Regions from separate parts of the Mus musculus genome. Here region 2 is linked to region 1. A link is a loop called in an ENCODE intact Hi-C map of the cell type or tissue named here. Cell type or tissue: left cerebral cortex. All regions are shown on one strand.

Region 1 (8,000 bases):
TACCACATCATCAAAACTGAAAGCAAACACAATCCTCTACTGGGAAGTGTACTGGTAAGAAAACAGATGAGTAAAGGCTACATACATAGCTCAGAGCTAAGATAGAAGAAGTGAGAAGGCCTTGCTCCGATAATGTTTAGTGAGATGTTAAAACATTGTTAAATCAGTATAGAAATAATAAGCTCCTACTGTGAAAAGTGTCAATAGTATGTAAGTGTCAATTATATGGGGAAGAGTGGGAATCTACTCTGGTTTATTATATTAGTATGCTACTGAGAAAAATTACAGAATTTTGTCTTCTAGAGAAAATCTAGCCTTTTATATCCTTAAAATTTTGTTTGCAAACTTAAAAACATTTTTAATCTTAGAAGTGTCATATGTTCAAAAAAGTAAAATATTACCTTAAATCCCTCAATTATAACGTTTTTCAAGACAGTGTTTCTCTGTGTAGCCCTGGCTGTCCTGGAACTCACTCTATATACACCAGGCTGGTCTCGAACTCAGAGATATACTTGCTTATGCCTCTGAAGTGCCAGAATTGAAGGCATACCCTACCACTGCCCTGCTTCAAATATAACTTACAAGAAGTGCAAAATATAAGTTCCTCTGAAATTAGAAAGTTAGTTTCCCAAAATCATCTTCTCTCAAGGTTGTATTAAATCCTGGGTATAACCACAACCAACCAACTAAAACAAACAAACATAGGAGAGGTTTATACTCAAATCTTGGCTCTAGTCCTTCCAAGACTTTAGCAATGCATTGTATTCTTCTGAGTCCCAAGGAGTAAATTTACTTCTAGTTTTGGTGTCCTTAGCTACAAGGTAAGTGAAATAATTGTTTTGAAGTTAAAATCTAAGGGAAGAATAGAGTCCATAAAAACCTTCTTCCATATCTATATTTTGTTATAATGAATCTTATTTGCTTTTTAAAAAGGCAGTAGCAAGGTTTTCTAAAATGCTAAGTTACACAGAAGTTTTGCTGTAAAAGAAAATAAAACTCCCTTATACTAGACAGGTGGAAAGTTGGAATTTGTAAAATTGTCCCCAAATCAGGAAGAAACTTATATGAGAAAAAAAGGTGACAGCTGAGAATAAGTTTGGAGACATTCAGGAAATTGAGGACAAATTAGTAGCATTAAACAGAATAAGGAGATAGTGACATCTGTAATGGTCAGTCTTTTTCTTACATAAAATAATCGAAGTTTGAACACAATATTAAAACCTATAGTGAAAATACATGGATTAATTATAAGCTGATCTTTTCCAGGTCATATGACCTTGGGAAAGTCACCTAGCCATTCCTTTTCCATTCCCCTTAGCCACTCAATTATTCTACCAAGACTAAAAAGATAAATAATATATAGACCCTGTTCTTACAGACTACTCTTTAAGAGAGAGATGGCTCTTTAAGGAAAACCTCCAAAGTCCTGCAATGGATAGTGTCTGAGAGTTGATGCAAAGCTCTTTAAGGGAACAAATGTGGGCAAAGAGAGCTGCACACTACAGGCAAACATCCGATCTGTGAGCTCTAGCTAGAGCCTGAAGGATGTTCAAAATCATCTTCTCTGTTCATCTCACTGTTCATCTCAGCACTTACACTGTAGTGACGATGAAACAGGACAGTATGATGGGCCTCAGAGATACAGACAGAGTTGGAGTAGGACTAAATCAAAGACAAAACTTTTTTTGTTGTTAAAAAAGTCCTTCCATAACCAACACAGCTGTGTGCCACTTAAAACTTATTTCATACCTTTCCCAGCAAACAACAAATGTCCACACTGTCATCTAGAAAATATATTAGCATTCTTGCTTTACCAGCACTGACTTACATATGGCCCACTCAAATTAATGCACTTCAAACTCCACTTCAAAACCAATTAATCCCAGATAATTTCCCTTTTGTTAGTGACTTTTCCCTTACTGTGACGTGTGGTGTTACATTATTCCTGATTTTGCTTCATTTTATGGTACCACAACTCTCCATTTTCTTTAAAAGTCCCCTTCAAACAAGACCATTTTGACTGGTTCTTCTGATCCCAGAAACAGCTTTGCATTAAAAAAAAATTAATATTAATCATGGCAAGCAAAGCACATTCAATATATAGCATATATACTTACAGTACATACTATGTATTTATATTTTAATTTACATAGTAAGCCTGCAGTTCTTTCCATTCAATATAGAAGCATCATTTTTATCATTCATTAACATTAAATAAGAATGAATTAAAACTCACTGATGATGCCAAGAAAAGAAAATATACAAGTGTATGTTTTACTGTCTACACATGGAGTGAAGAAAATGAGAGAAAAGTAAAAACCTGACCCCCCCCCCCAAAGGGTCACTTCTTGTAATGAACATGGTACAATTTCTCCAAGATTCTGCACTTAATTTTCACTTAATGAAAGCATGAATATCTGTAAAGTAAGTTCTGTGAAAGTTTCACCCATAGTTTTTGAAAATGGTAAGAAAATAGAAATGAAAAGGACTATTCTCTTAATGGCAACACTGAGCTATTCCTAAATATTATCTATCCTTTAAAAATGGCGTGTGGAAAGTGAGTGTTATCATTCAGTAGACCCCAGAAAAAGGGGTAAAGATCTAAGCTAAAGCGATCCTTCCTGTTTTACAGAACATTAGAGAGGATGCTTTGGCAAAGCTTCCACTCCACGTCAACAAACCAACTCTCTGCACCTCACAACCGTTTCTGACAAACAGGCACACTACTTTGCAACTTCTTCTATCTGCTTCCAGTACTACCACCCACCTCCCCACTCTTTCTTCCTAAGCCGACAACTCTGGTCAGAAACTGGACTTTCGGAGGACTAGACTCTGAAGATCTGTGTGACCTTGGGCACGTCATTTGCTTCTACAGTAGTCTCATTAGCATCCCAAAGTGAAAGCGCTTCGAGGGCACTTGAGAAGTATACATCCATCTGACGTATTGGAGTCAAGAGGCACAAACCTTCCGAGTTAAGAATCACCTCCTCAGAGAGGAAATTGGAACTGAGTCGGAACTGTCAACACTGTCTCTCTTCTTCCCTCAAAGGGCATAACCCCAGCCACACCGGGAGGCGACTCCCGGGCACCCACGCTCCCTCCAGGCCTAGCCAAGCTTTAGCCTCACCTGCCCGGGACCTCACCCCACCACATCCGCCCCCTCGGTCAGTGGAGACCCGGGAGGCCGACCTCACCCTTCCCCTCCACCCAAACCCACAGCGGACTTCCTGGAGGCGCCGGGCCGGGCTGGGCAGGAGGCATTTACAAACCCAGCTTTCCGCAGCTCGCGTAGAGACCTCGCTGACGCCCACAAGGCCCGGCTCCCCACCCGTCCGCCCCGCCGGCCAGAGCCTAGCCTCAGCACCTCCGCCTCGGTCCCCGCCTGACCCCAGGCCGCTCTGGCTGCCCACGGAGCCGTGCGGACCCGAACCGAGAAACCTCGCCTTACCGGCAACTGAGGCACGGACTTCACTTCCCACCTTTGGAGCCCTCTTCAACTCCCGGATCAATTCACTCCGGCGACGCCGGAAGGACCCGAAAGGAACCAGGCGTTGTCCGGAATCCTGCCCAGCAGGAGTCGCGCAAGGCCCGATGGGGATTTGTAGTTCCGCCCTCCATTTCCGTTAGCACTTCCTGCAATAGTAAGACTACATTTCCCAGAAGGCTGTGCGAGAACGCCTTAGGCAATAGGTGGGGACACTTCTAGCAAATCAGAAGAGAGTTCCCTGTCTTTGAGGGAGGGGAGGAGATGAAGAGAGAGCGCGCCCAGAAACGAGGGAGGGCGGGGCCGAGTCTCACCTGCACCAATCAGAATGAGAAGATAGCCCACAACGCCACGCCCACCGATGGGAGGTGCCCTCGGATGGGTGTAAAGAAAAGGGCGGGGGGCCAGAGGTAGCAAGCGACAGGAGGCTGGGCTGAGTCCATGGGTAGGCGGGGAGGAAGGCTCTAGGGGCTAGACCGGTGGGCTCCGCCTACTCCGAAGCAACAGTACCCCCATACCCCCAAAGGACAGCCCACTCCCGTGTTCACTGGACCAGCCGGCTAAAAGAGCTAAGCAGGACCTGAGGAAGGGCCAGGTGCGATGCCAGAGGGGAGAAAGTCCGAAATGAAGGGGTCAGAGCACCAGGAACTAAGAGACCTCGGGTACCGCTCTGCGCCTAGGCTGCGCAGATGGCAGTGGGAGGAGCCGCAGCCCGAGCTTCGGCCAATTAGAGGCGGGGAAGGCGGAGCTTGAATCTCAGAAGAAGCTTCAGCTCAGCCTAGTCTGTAGTTTCCCTGGAGAGAGGCAAGAGCAGCATCCGGAGCAGTCTCAGCCTGCCCAGCATCCTCTCCAGCATCCCGAGCGGGGATTGCAGGTGTGAAGGAGGTAAGCGTGGGCGCCACTTGCGGGCTACAGCACAGCAACCTGGGGAGGAAGGCATCTGACAATAGGAACGCCTGGATACTGGAGGAAAGAGTGCTATGTTGACTTAGGATCGCGGTGCAAACCTTTTCAGTACAATTACGTACAATTACAGACTTTGGTAGAGAGAGAGAAAAAAAACAAAAAACAAAAGGTAACTCTGCCTGGGATATTAAGGGCGTGGTTAAGGATTTTGTTTTGAGTTGCACCATTAAAACTGGTCTGGGAGATCACAAGATTGAAGAAAGCCCTGCTAATTGAGTACCAGGTGGATGGTGTCAAGCTAGATGCGTAGCTGTTAAAAAGGCAAAATTGGCATTGATAGAGAACCACTTTGTAACTGTTTCACTAAGAAAATAACTTTGTCCTCTTCAGTGCCTGACGCTTGTGTTAGTTTATCAGATTGTCCTGCCACGGACAGTCTATCCAAGATAACCGGTTGTATTGCAGGGTCTTTGGATTGCAAAAGATATGGGTTAAAGAAGCAAATAATAAGATAGGATGGGTTCCGGCTAAACCTATCCTAAGTATAACTTTTACCAGCATTAATGAGAAAATAAATTGAAATGGGTGGGTATTTGGCTTTTCCTTCCTGCTGGCGCTGGAATATTGAAACAAAGACCTGGGTTTAGCCTACAACGGGAACATATGGTGTACTTCCTCGCTGCTTCTTATTCTCTCATTTGTGTCCGGTAACGTTTGTTCGTGTTTTAAAAACAGGAGTACAAGGGAACTGTGTGGAGGAGCTTTCCTCTATTGAAGAGAGTATGTGTAAAATGATAACCTTTAGTATTTTATAATGGGCTCTCATTTTAGAGGTATATAGTATCACACAATAATAGTTCATTCTCATTGTGTGTATACTCTTTTGAATGCTAGTAATACATACGGGTGGAATTATGTTGTAATACTTGTTATGTTAGGTAGTCAATCCTACCTTTGCACCTATGACAGATTACAGCCTTTTGGGTTGGAAAAGTACTAAAATTCTACGTGCTTAGTTCATTTTTTTGTTGTGAAATAGTGTCCCAGATTATATGCCTGTTAGTCATGTAGCATATTGCAGCATACTCTGCTCTGAAATGGCTTTCTTGTGACAGTTGACTATTCCATAGGGTGCCAGAATACTTGAGATTGTTTAAAGAGGGGTCAATAAGATCCAGAAATCACCTTCTATTTTCTTCTTTTGTCATACTATTCTGGTTTACTGCAAGATTTTGAATTTTGTTTTTGCAGTGCACACAAGATGCCTTCTAAAACTAAAGTGGCTCAAAGGTATTCTCTCCATTACTTAAGGTTCAGTCCTACTAAGTGCAGATACTGATGAGAGATGCCCACTACTAAATTAATTAAATCCTTTTCTCCCACATTCTAATACACCAAAGACCTGGGCACACAGAGAAATCTTAAAAAATAAATAAATAAGCAAAACCAAGAAATATCTAGGCTTAGATTAAGCAGATCATGTAAGTATTCGAAAAAAGCTATAGAAGCCACTAAACTTAGCAGTGACAGTAAGGATGGATGTTATCTTTGGTATACTACTAGAAACCTATTAATTGGCATAGCCATCTGGCTATGTGATCTCCAGAAAATGCTTTTGGGAGAGAAAATGTGATCTGGTGGTTTAATAAAACTTGGAAAAGGTTGTCCTTGCCCTTGTTATGTGTGATGGTAGGTGCATGGTCCTGAGTCCGTCTTAGATGTTCAGGCTCTTTGCTGATTCACTTGGAAACTGAATACCTGTTGTCTCTGGTTATTCCCTCCACACACACAAAAAAAAGATAATAGTTAATTATGTGACTGGCAATGAAGTTCTTTTAGAGCCTTTGTAAGAATGACCTTTTGAAAGAATTTGATGGAAATCAGTAAATAACAAAGAAAATAAATGGATAGAAAACAATTTACATGAAAACAGCTGAAATGAAGATGTTTTTAAAATCTCATCTAACTACATAAATAGTAGGCTCTGAGATATCCTAAGACTACAGACTCATTAAGAATGAATGAGATTTCAATTTTAAAATGCCTAATATTCCCCTGTTTGTGAGATCAGATCCATTTAGGAATGTCAGTGGACTAAGTTCTTGTGTTGTTTTGGGAATAAGACTTGTGTTTCTATATGAGAGCAAATTGTGAGTATATCATACTTGGACAGTTATTTCACCTTGAACTCTTTATCTAGTTTAATTAACATTTATATCAATTTCAAATAACCTGTTTTTTTTTTCTTGGTTAGTGTTGGGAAAGGTCATTCAATTTATATAAAGTATGATATATGAAATAAAGCAGATTATTTATCCTGCTGGTCTATCCAGTGGAAACTGCTCAGGGGATGACTCCCTTTTAGCCAAAAGACTTGGTTAATTTCAAATGGCACTGTCTTTTGGACCTCTCTTTAAATTTAAAATTCTGATTCTAAGTCTATGGAGTGAAAGTAAATTGACTTGAATGCATTTCTAGCAGGAGGTTTGGAGGCTGTCCTTGACACAACAGAGAAACCACTCACAGGTTCCAGATCAAATGGTTTGGGAGTGAACTGGAAACAGGGAAATAGATATTTATAAAAATGATTGAGAAACATACCCTAGACATTAGAGAAAAGATACTTAATATTTTGTGTTAAATGCATGTAATACAGAGTACAGCCTTCCTTTTTCAACCACTAATTTCTATAGACCTATATTCAAAATGCGAACATGACATTTTTTGCACTTGTGAGTCACTGAAGTCATTAATACATTAAATTTTAAACAGTTATAGGTTATAAAAACAGAACTAATACATTTATGCTATTATTTGGAGAAAAAATTTAAGGGAAGTCAGAACTAAAGTGATATTTATTCCCTTACTTAAACAGACAATCAATTTAAACAACAACCAATTTATTTAGATTTATCAAATTTTTCTAAGGTTAAATATTGGTTTGGGAATCTGGAACAATTATTTATTCAAATAAGGATTTGTTTTGCTTTGTTACTTTTCCAGCTAACATTTTCAGTATTTCATCCTTAAATTTTGGGTAATTGTGGTTTTATTTATTTATTTATTTATTTATTTTAGGTTGTACAAATAATTGTTTTTCATCAATGTGGAGCAGTATATTTTTATTGTCATAGTCAGCACTGGTGTTCAAGGCTAGACCCACATGCATGATAGACAAGCACTTACCACTATTAACTATTAACTATGAACTATTAACTTGCTAGACTTGGAATTTGAAATCTTCTCAGTCTTTGTTTTTGTTTCTTAAGATGTTAGTAATTACTTAAGCTATTTCACTTCTCCAGGAGTTGAGTTTTGGTGCCCACATTCATACCTAGGCTTCCATCTTAGAAGGGAGAGCATTAGACTCTCCAGACCAGGGGGGCTTCACTTTCATCTCATGTTGATCTTGAGCAGATTCTATCAAGGTCAGTGGACAGAAGATGCACTGTGACTACTGGCTCCGTTAGAAATGTTGCCCAGTACTGTAATCTATACAATGAGATATTTGTAGTTTCATAAATCAGACAGTTGATCCCACCAAATGGTTACTGTACAAGTCAGTTATTCAGTACAGGGGAACGCCAGGGCCAAAAAGGGGGAGTGGGTG
Region 2 (8,000 bases), 150 kb after region 1:
GAGCATGGAATAGTAAAGAAAACTAACATTTATAAAATAATATGATTGTTTCCATTAGAGACTGATTGGTTTTTATATAATTTAGATAAATAGAGTCAATCCCAAAATCTTTAAAGTATTTCTCAAAATAGTAAGAGAGTAAAAATTTTTCTAAGGAATATAGAATTTGGATATGCCACTGGACTTCCCAGAATTGTTAATTTGTTCTATTTTAATGTATTTTTTAATATTAATAGCTCCATAGTGAACCAGCTGGCTAAACACAGTTAATATTCTTTTCTTTCTAAGTAAGAAGAATTTCTATTGTCTCTGGCTCCAGAAATATGGATACAAATTAGAGGCGCCTTGAGAACAGACTGTTTAGGCAAGATTAAAAGTAGGCCTCTTCAATCTGAAAGTCATATTTTATAAATCTATATTGTCCCAAATAATGACAAAATCCTTTGATTAACATAGTGGTATCTTTGACTATTTTAAAAAATATAAATGGTTGGAGTAAAATAGGAAATCTGGTAAACAAATGGTCATAAGGAAATCTTGATTGTTGATGTGGTATGATATTAACATCCTCATCAATATCATCATTATTCTTATTATTTAAGAAACTATACCAAGGGAAATTCAAAATGCTTCAGGTAATTAAAAAAATCAATGCAAAAGAATTAAGTACTATGCTATGTTGCCTACATAATATTGGGCAGCAGCCAGTTAAACAGTGAAACTCTGAGCTGTTCCAAAAATGGAGAACCTAATGGTATTACAGACTAAGTGTCAGGTATCCTCACTTCTGTTCAATGAGGGAAATCTGCTTTCAATTCAAACCCTGGTAAGAAAATTACCTTTCCAGATAAGGTAAACTAAGTGACCCATCATGACAGCAGGGAAGGTGGTGGACAAAATCACATGGAAGACAGTAAGAGAAGGAAGACAGGGTTACTAGCTAAGAGAGACCGTAGCTGTTGCATCACGCTATACTGAGAACAATTCCCCGTTAACAAGGATCCACACCGCAGGGACAGTTTACTGGACATCTTGGGAGTGGAGCAATGCTTCTTTAATAATGCTCATTGTTACAAGGTAATGAGAGAAATTCAAAGCTTAGGCCAGGGGCATGAAAGCTAAAGCTTCAGGAGCCAATAGGAGTGAGGGTGTGGTAGAATTCGGAGAACAGGAAAGAAAAGAACAATGTTCTGGATATGTCTAGCAAGGTCCTTTCACGTGACAGCGAGAGCCAAATGTAAATCCTACAAACCTGCAGATATATTGCATATCTGACAGCTGAGTATCATTCCATTTCTTCACTGTAAGTTCACTTATTCCTAAAGGATACTATTATTACCTTCTTAATACTAAATCATGATATGTAATTATGATATTTGAATTGGATGCTTATATCTCTGATATACTATAATTAAAAAGAATTAAAACAATACAAAGAATCAATAAAACCAAGAGCTGTTTCTTTAAGAAAATCAACAAGATCAATAAACCCTTAGCCAAACTAACTAAAAGATGTAGAGACAGTATCCAAATAAACAAAATCAGAAATGAAAAGGGAGACATAAGAACAGACAATGGGGAAATTAAAAATATTAACAAAAACCCAAAATTCTTATTTCAAAAACTAATACTTCACAAAATTGCAAAACCTTACTGAAATGGATGATTTTCTAGACAAATACTATTTACCAAAGTTAAATCAAGAAAAAGTAAACTATTTAAACAGCCTTATAACCCCTAAAGAAATCATTAAAGTCTCCCAACCAAAAAAAGCTTAGAGATGGACACTTTTAGCTCAGAGTTCTACCAGACTTATACTCCTCAAATTATTCCACAAAATAGAAACAGACAGAACACTACCTAATTCATTCTATGAGGCTACAATCATCCTGATACCTAAACCACACAAAATCTCAAGGAAAAAAGATAATTTCAGATAATTTCACTTATGAACATCAATGCAAAACTACTTAATAAAATTCTCAAAAACTGAATTCAAGAACCTATCAAAAATATCATTCACCATGATCAAGGAGGCTTCATCCCAGGATGCAGGGATGGTTCAAGATATGAAAATCTATCAATGTAATCGACTATATAAGCAAACCGAAACAAAAATATTACAATAGGGCCGCCGTGTCTGGCATCAGTGGGAAAAGATGTGTCTAATGCTATAGAGACTTGAAGTGCCAGGGTGGGGGGGATGCACAGTGGGGGCCCACCCTCTCAGAAGAGAAGGGAAGGGGGGTAGGAGGGAGGAACTCTTTGAGGTGGCAGACGGAGGCAGTGTTTAGGTTGGAAAGGAAGAAAGAAAGAAAGAAAGAAAGAAAGAAAGAAAGAAAGGAAGGAAGGAAGGAAGGAAGGAAGGAAGGAAGGAAAAGGAAGAAAGAACAAAAGAGAGAAAGAAAGAAAGAAAGAAAGAAAGAAAGGAAGAAAGGAAGGAAGGAAGAAAGAAAGAAAGAAAGAAAGAAAAAAGAAAATTCAATTTTATAGGGGGAAAAGATGAAAAATATTGTCAATTGTGCCAAAAACTGTAGTTAAATTTGGTACTAAGAAGTTTTAAAATTCACAAAGACTGCCATCATTATATGTACATTTCCTTCATACAAATTTTTCCAGTTTTTAAAAAGCCTAATCTTTCACATCTTCATACATGGCAATTTCAGATCACCAACAACAGAGCTGTCCCTAGTTTCTGGTCTGCTCCACTGGGAAAGAGGAATAAACCAACATATCATTCTTTATTTTCAAACTGAACAACAGAAGACATGATGTCTTTAAAACTCTTGGAAGTGTTTAACATGTAGACATTAAGTTAGGTGGGTACTTGACTAGATTTACTCAGCTTACCAAAAAATAGTTACACTTTAAAATGATCTACATAATGCATTGGAGTCAGACAGCACACAGTGTACCAGATAATCACACTTCATTCAGCGAGTCTCTGAGAATCCAGATAGCCTGGGAACATTGCTGACAAAATGGAAAAGTACACAGATACTGAATTCCAGTTTTGGTTCTAAATACCGCTGTGTCAAGCCCATAAACTCAAACAAGAGCCACATAGATTGCCCTTAAAGACTAAATACTTTCATTTCCTTGATCAATCCCTCATGCTTATTTAATGCAAGTAGGTTTGGAAACAATCCTGTACTTTTGTGAGTTGACTTGGCTCACTGAAAAAAACAGAGATTCCTTTTAATAGAAAGGCCCTTTTAGCAGCTGGAAAACCTTAAGGAGAGCTTAGTTAGAGAGTTAGTTGTGAACTCCTTGAGTACACTGTGGATGACACATTGGGGATGGATCAGAACTGCAGGTTCATGGGGAGAACGGAAGGCATATGTAAGAAACTCTCACCATTTACTGTGCTCTTCATGACTGCAAAATAAAGTTGTAAGAACAAGAATAAAGAAGAAAGTTACCATTGGGTCCCCACCTTCAATTCTAATAAAAGTAAACTGAAGACAACAATAATTTCAAGCCTAGAGTCAGATGTTGTGAGTGTGACTGTGTTCCAAGGTTGTGGTTGTCACAGGCATTAAGACTTAGCAGGCTCTTGCTAAGACTAGAAGTCAATCATGGGATTAATTGCAATGCAAGTTCTGAACATCACACGATGACACCCTTCTGGGTGACTCAGGGTAAGCTGGACATGTAGAGGATCATACTTGAGCAAAGATGAAAACTTGTTTAAACTAAGTCTAGAAATACTTTTTACCAGACTCTGGGTTGACCCTTCGTCGGAAACATTATTTTTTAATTCAGTAATAAGAACAATGAGTATAATGTGTACACATCTTCCATGTTCAAGGTACAACCATCTTTCTTACATTTTTGTCTCCTGTGACAACAGTCTCACAGAATAGATGGAATTATTAGTTCCATTTTTTTTTTCAGGCTAAGAGCCTAGTCCTGGGGGAGATTAATTAATTTGTCCATGAAAGAATTAGGGATTGAATCTATGCAATGTAAGCCTTTTATACTTTAAAATATCTTTTCATTAGTGTTTCTTGACAGTCAAAAACCAGAAAGCAGTTCTGAATTTTAAAAAAGTGTATCTTTATACCAGTGAATTTAATTTGTTTAAGAATGGCTATTCACTTTTAAAATTCCCCTGAATTACTTTTCAATTTACATTTCTGATAAAGAGTGAGCTTCTTAAGGAACTTTTATTTTTCAAACACTTTTCCTTAGGTAGTTCTTTGCACATTCTGGGCACTCAAATGTGTGTGAGCCAAGCCAAATGAATCTATGAGCAAGCTGCCTGTTGGGGCTACCACAGCAGCATGGTAGCGGCACCTCCCAGATAAGCTTCCTAAAGACAGCCACACCGTGCCAGAGTTGGATGGTGAAATTTGCCAGCCAGTCCAATTTTGGGGTACAGTGTCATAACAACTTTAAAAGTGTGATTAGAAAATTCGTTGAGACTGAACATCTTAGAAGCACTTGTTCCTGTCTTTCCCACACAGAAAAGTCCTGGAGCAGCAATTCACAGATAAAGAATTCTCCTCTCTCCCTCTCCCTCTCCCTCTCCCTCTCCCTCTCCCTCTCCCTCTCCCTCTCCCTCTCCCTCTCCCTCTCCCTCTCCCTCTCCCTCTCCCTCTCCCTCTCCCTCTCCCTCTCCCTCTCCTCTTTCTCTCCCTCTCCCTCTCCTCTTTCTCTTTCTCTCCAAATTCATCAAACCAGTGAGATTTAGGTTAGAAAACTGTATTATTTAGGTAATTCTTATCTAAAGAACAGTTGGAAGGAAAAGACATAATTATCCAATGAGATCCTTGGTGAGCTGTGTTCTTTTCATTGATATCCTTTTTCTGTTCATTTATATATTTATTATTAAAAACTAAATTGGACCAGAAGGTACAGCTCAGTGGAAAAATACTTGTCTAGACATAGAGACCTTGGATTTGACCTTCAGAAGTATCAAAATTTTAAAGTGGTATAATTCATAGCATACCATACAGTATTAATTCCTGTACATGTTGAGTAATGTTCACACCAAGGAAAGCATTACTGCTTATTCTTTTTAAAAATCATTTTATTCACTTATACTCCAAATGTTGTGCCCTTTCCCAGTCCACCCTCTAAGAGTTTTTTCACACCCCCTCCATTTGCCTTTGAAAGGGTACTCACCCACTTATCCCCCTCACCTACTTACCTACCCACCTCACCATTCCCCTTCCTTGGAGCATCAAGTCTCTATAGGATTAGGCACATCCTCTCCACTGAGGTCAGAGAAGACAGTACTCTGCTACATATATGCCTGGGGGTGGGGGCAACAGACCTGCCCATATGTGTTCTTTGGTTGGTAGCTTACTTAGTCTTTGGGAGCTCCCAGGGATCAGGACTAGTTGATACTGTTGGTTTTCCTATGGGGTTGCCAAACCCTTCAGCTCCTTCAATCCTTCCACAACTCTTCCATAGGGCCCCCAGACCTATGGAATGGAGGGCTGTATCTGCATCTGTCTCAGTCAGCTGCTGTTAGAGCCTTTCAGAGGACAGCCACGCTAGGCTCCTGTCTGCAACCATAATCTGGCATCAGCAATAGTGTCAGGTTTGGTCCCTGTCCATGGGATGGGTCCCAATTTGGGCTGGTCATTAGATGGTGTTTCCTTCAATTTCTGCTCCATTTTTATCCCTGAATTTCTTTTAGACAGGAACAATTCTGGGTCAAAAAATTTGAGGGCAGCTTAGTGACTCCATCCCTCTACTGGGAGGACTGTCTATCTACTGAAGGCGGTCTCTTCAAGTTCTATCTCCTCACTGTTGGGCAGCTCAGCTAAGGTTATCTCCATTGAAACCTGAGACCCTCTCACATCCCAGGCCTCTGGGACTTTCTAGAGGTTTCCCTCGCTCCTACCCTGCCCCACAGCTATTTCCACACATTCTCCTGGCCCTCTGGTCTTCTCTCCTGTCTACTTGATCCTGTCCCCTTTCCCCTTCCCCTCCCCTCTCCCAAACATGTCCCTCTCTCCATCTGCTTTTCATCATTATTTTGTTTCCCCTTCTTGTTAAATTTGGGCCTTCCTTCTTGTTAAATTTCTTAGAGTCTGTGTGTTGTATCATGGGTATTGTATACTTTTTGGTTAATATTCACTTATCAGTGAGTCCATTCCATGTATGTCCTTTTGGGTCTGCATTACCTTAGATAGGAGGATATTTTTTAGTTCTGTTCATTTGCCTGCAACATTCATGATGTACTGATTTTTAATAGCTGTATAGTATTTCATTGTGTAGGTGAACCACATTTGCTGTATCCATTCTTCAATTGAGGGACTTCTGAGTTGTTTCCAGATTCTGGACATTACAAATAAGTCAGCTATGAATATGATGGAGTACATGTCCTTGTGGTATCATGTGTTTAAACTCTAACATTTGTTTGTTAGAAAGTTTTGAACATTATTCTTTCACATCCTAGCTAATATTTGATCTTTCTCTTATCTTCATATCAATGGTACAAAGTGCCCTTGCAGCATACCTAAAGTTATTGCTTTCTTGAAAAGCTTATACCCTCAACATGTGATTGTGATGGGACCTTCCAATCAGTCATCTTACCATCTGGTTCAACATGACTAGGTAGCCAATGTTGATTCAAACTTCTAGATCCTGACACCAGGCAATTTATTTTACTCATATTTAAGTGAAACATGATTTGGGAAAAAAAGATTTCTGATAATAATTAAATCAATCCTGTGTGAACAACAAAGCTTAAGATGAATTTACATGAAACTCCTTAGAAAGTATGTATTACCTCTTCCATAAAGATGGGTTTTATTGACTTTAAAACAATGGTCAAGATAAGAGTCTAGGAAGCATAACTGAGGTAAACATAAAAATCTGTGGGAGTCAGGAGTGGCCTAGCCATACAGATAACAGAGTTCACCCAGTTATTGTAAAGTACATGTGACATCTCCAATAAGAATGGATTCTATCGAATGAGAATGTTCAAGATAAAGGTCTAGGGAAGAAGAGTCTGAGATAAACAAACACATGAGTCTCAGGGGATTCAATTGTAGCTGGACCTACAGATAGCACAGGTCACCAGACTCTTAGTGCAGAGACAAGCTTGGGTGTGTAGCTTTCCTGGGTTCCCTAGTGCTTAACCTGATCATGGGTTCCCCTTGCCCTCTATAGTGCTAGACCAGGATAGGTTGCATACCCTACATTCTTAGTCATTGCACATAGCGAAAATTTCCCATAATTGATTAAAAAGTAAAGACGATAAGAAGCCAATCACTGGGTAAGGAGGAGGTGGGCCTTCCGGGTCCAAGAGAGAAAGAGGAAAGGCAGGAGGGGGTCACGTCCTTTTGGACAAAGGGGAGTAAAGCAGACGAGATGAAGGTTGGGGACTGATAGTTCTGGAGGCAGAATTCACCAGGATCTGCCACCAGAAGATTTCTAATATAGAATAGTTGATGAGTTTAGGATGATAAATTCCGTGCCCAGTGGTTGTGTTATCTGAGCTCAAGGGAAAGGTAACTTCAGTAGAGGGTGGGTTTGAAAGAGTGCATTCCATCTAGCCTCGGAAATTTGGGATTGCCGAGTGGGTCTGGCAGAAGCCAGCCATGAGGGTTATGTGACTGGGAATGTGAGTGGTTCCATGGCAAGCAGATTGTGAGAAGTTGGGCAGATGCCACATGGGGTTAGCCATGGGAGCAGGGAGACCACCGGACTGGAGAGCAGCCAGCGATAGCATGGATTGTTTTTTTTTTAACAATTACATACTACAATTGTAATTAACCTAGATAGGTAAATTATGATTCAAAACAACCAGAGATCTTTCATGAAAATTTTTTTTAACTAGAATCAGAAGTGAATAATTATTTGTCTTGCTAGATCATGTAACTACTCATAAACCCAAGCTATTAGTACACTGGGGCCTGGCAGTAGTTGTGTCGTTGAGATTCACTGTAGGCTTAAGATGATAAAGGCAGCCTGGAATAATAGGTATTTTATGTGGGACAGGCACACACACACACACACACACACACACACACACACAC

The links. A loop is a pair of places that touch in the nucleus more often than their neighbours do. Peaks named below come from ENCODE experiments on the same cell type or tissue, not always from the same donor. Only the 100,000 strongest peaks of a DNase experiment are listed, where the experiment ranks them.
Region 2: it touches region 1 in a loop (2.1-fold over the local background); 4 of 42 quality-filtered maps call a loop at or near these places.

Annotation. Positions count from the first base shown.
Region 1 is chr3:75,553,274-75,561,273 of GRCm38, forward strand. Pdcd10 (programmed cell death 10) reads right to left here and starts at 3,579. Exons shown (of 8, transcript NM_019745.4): 1 at 3,449-3,579. It overlaps Serpini1 (serine (or cysteine) peptidase inhibitor, clade I, member 1), which reads left to right and starts at 4,220. Exons shown (of 9, transcript NM_009250.3): 1 at 4,220-4,369. In left cerebral cortex, a CTCF peak has its summit at 3,586; DNase peaks (open chromatin) are centred at 3,738, 4,210 and 4,945; H3K4me3 peaks cover 4,109 bases; H3K27ac peaks cover 1,979 bases.
Region 2 is chr3:75,702,419-75,710,418 of GRCm38, forward strand. No RefSeq gene overlaps it. Among named protein-coding and RNA genes, the nearest start is that of Gm25846, 8.4 kb to the right of the region's middle. In left cerebral cortex, no CTCF peak of the experiment used is centred here; DNase peaks (open chromatin) are centred at 3,049 and 4,331.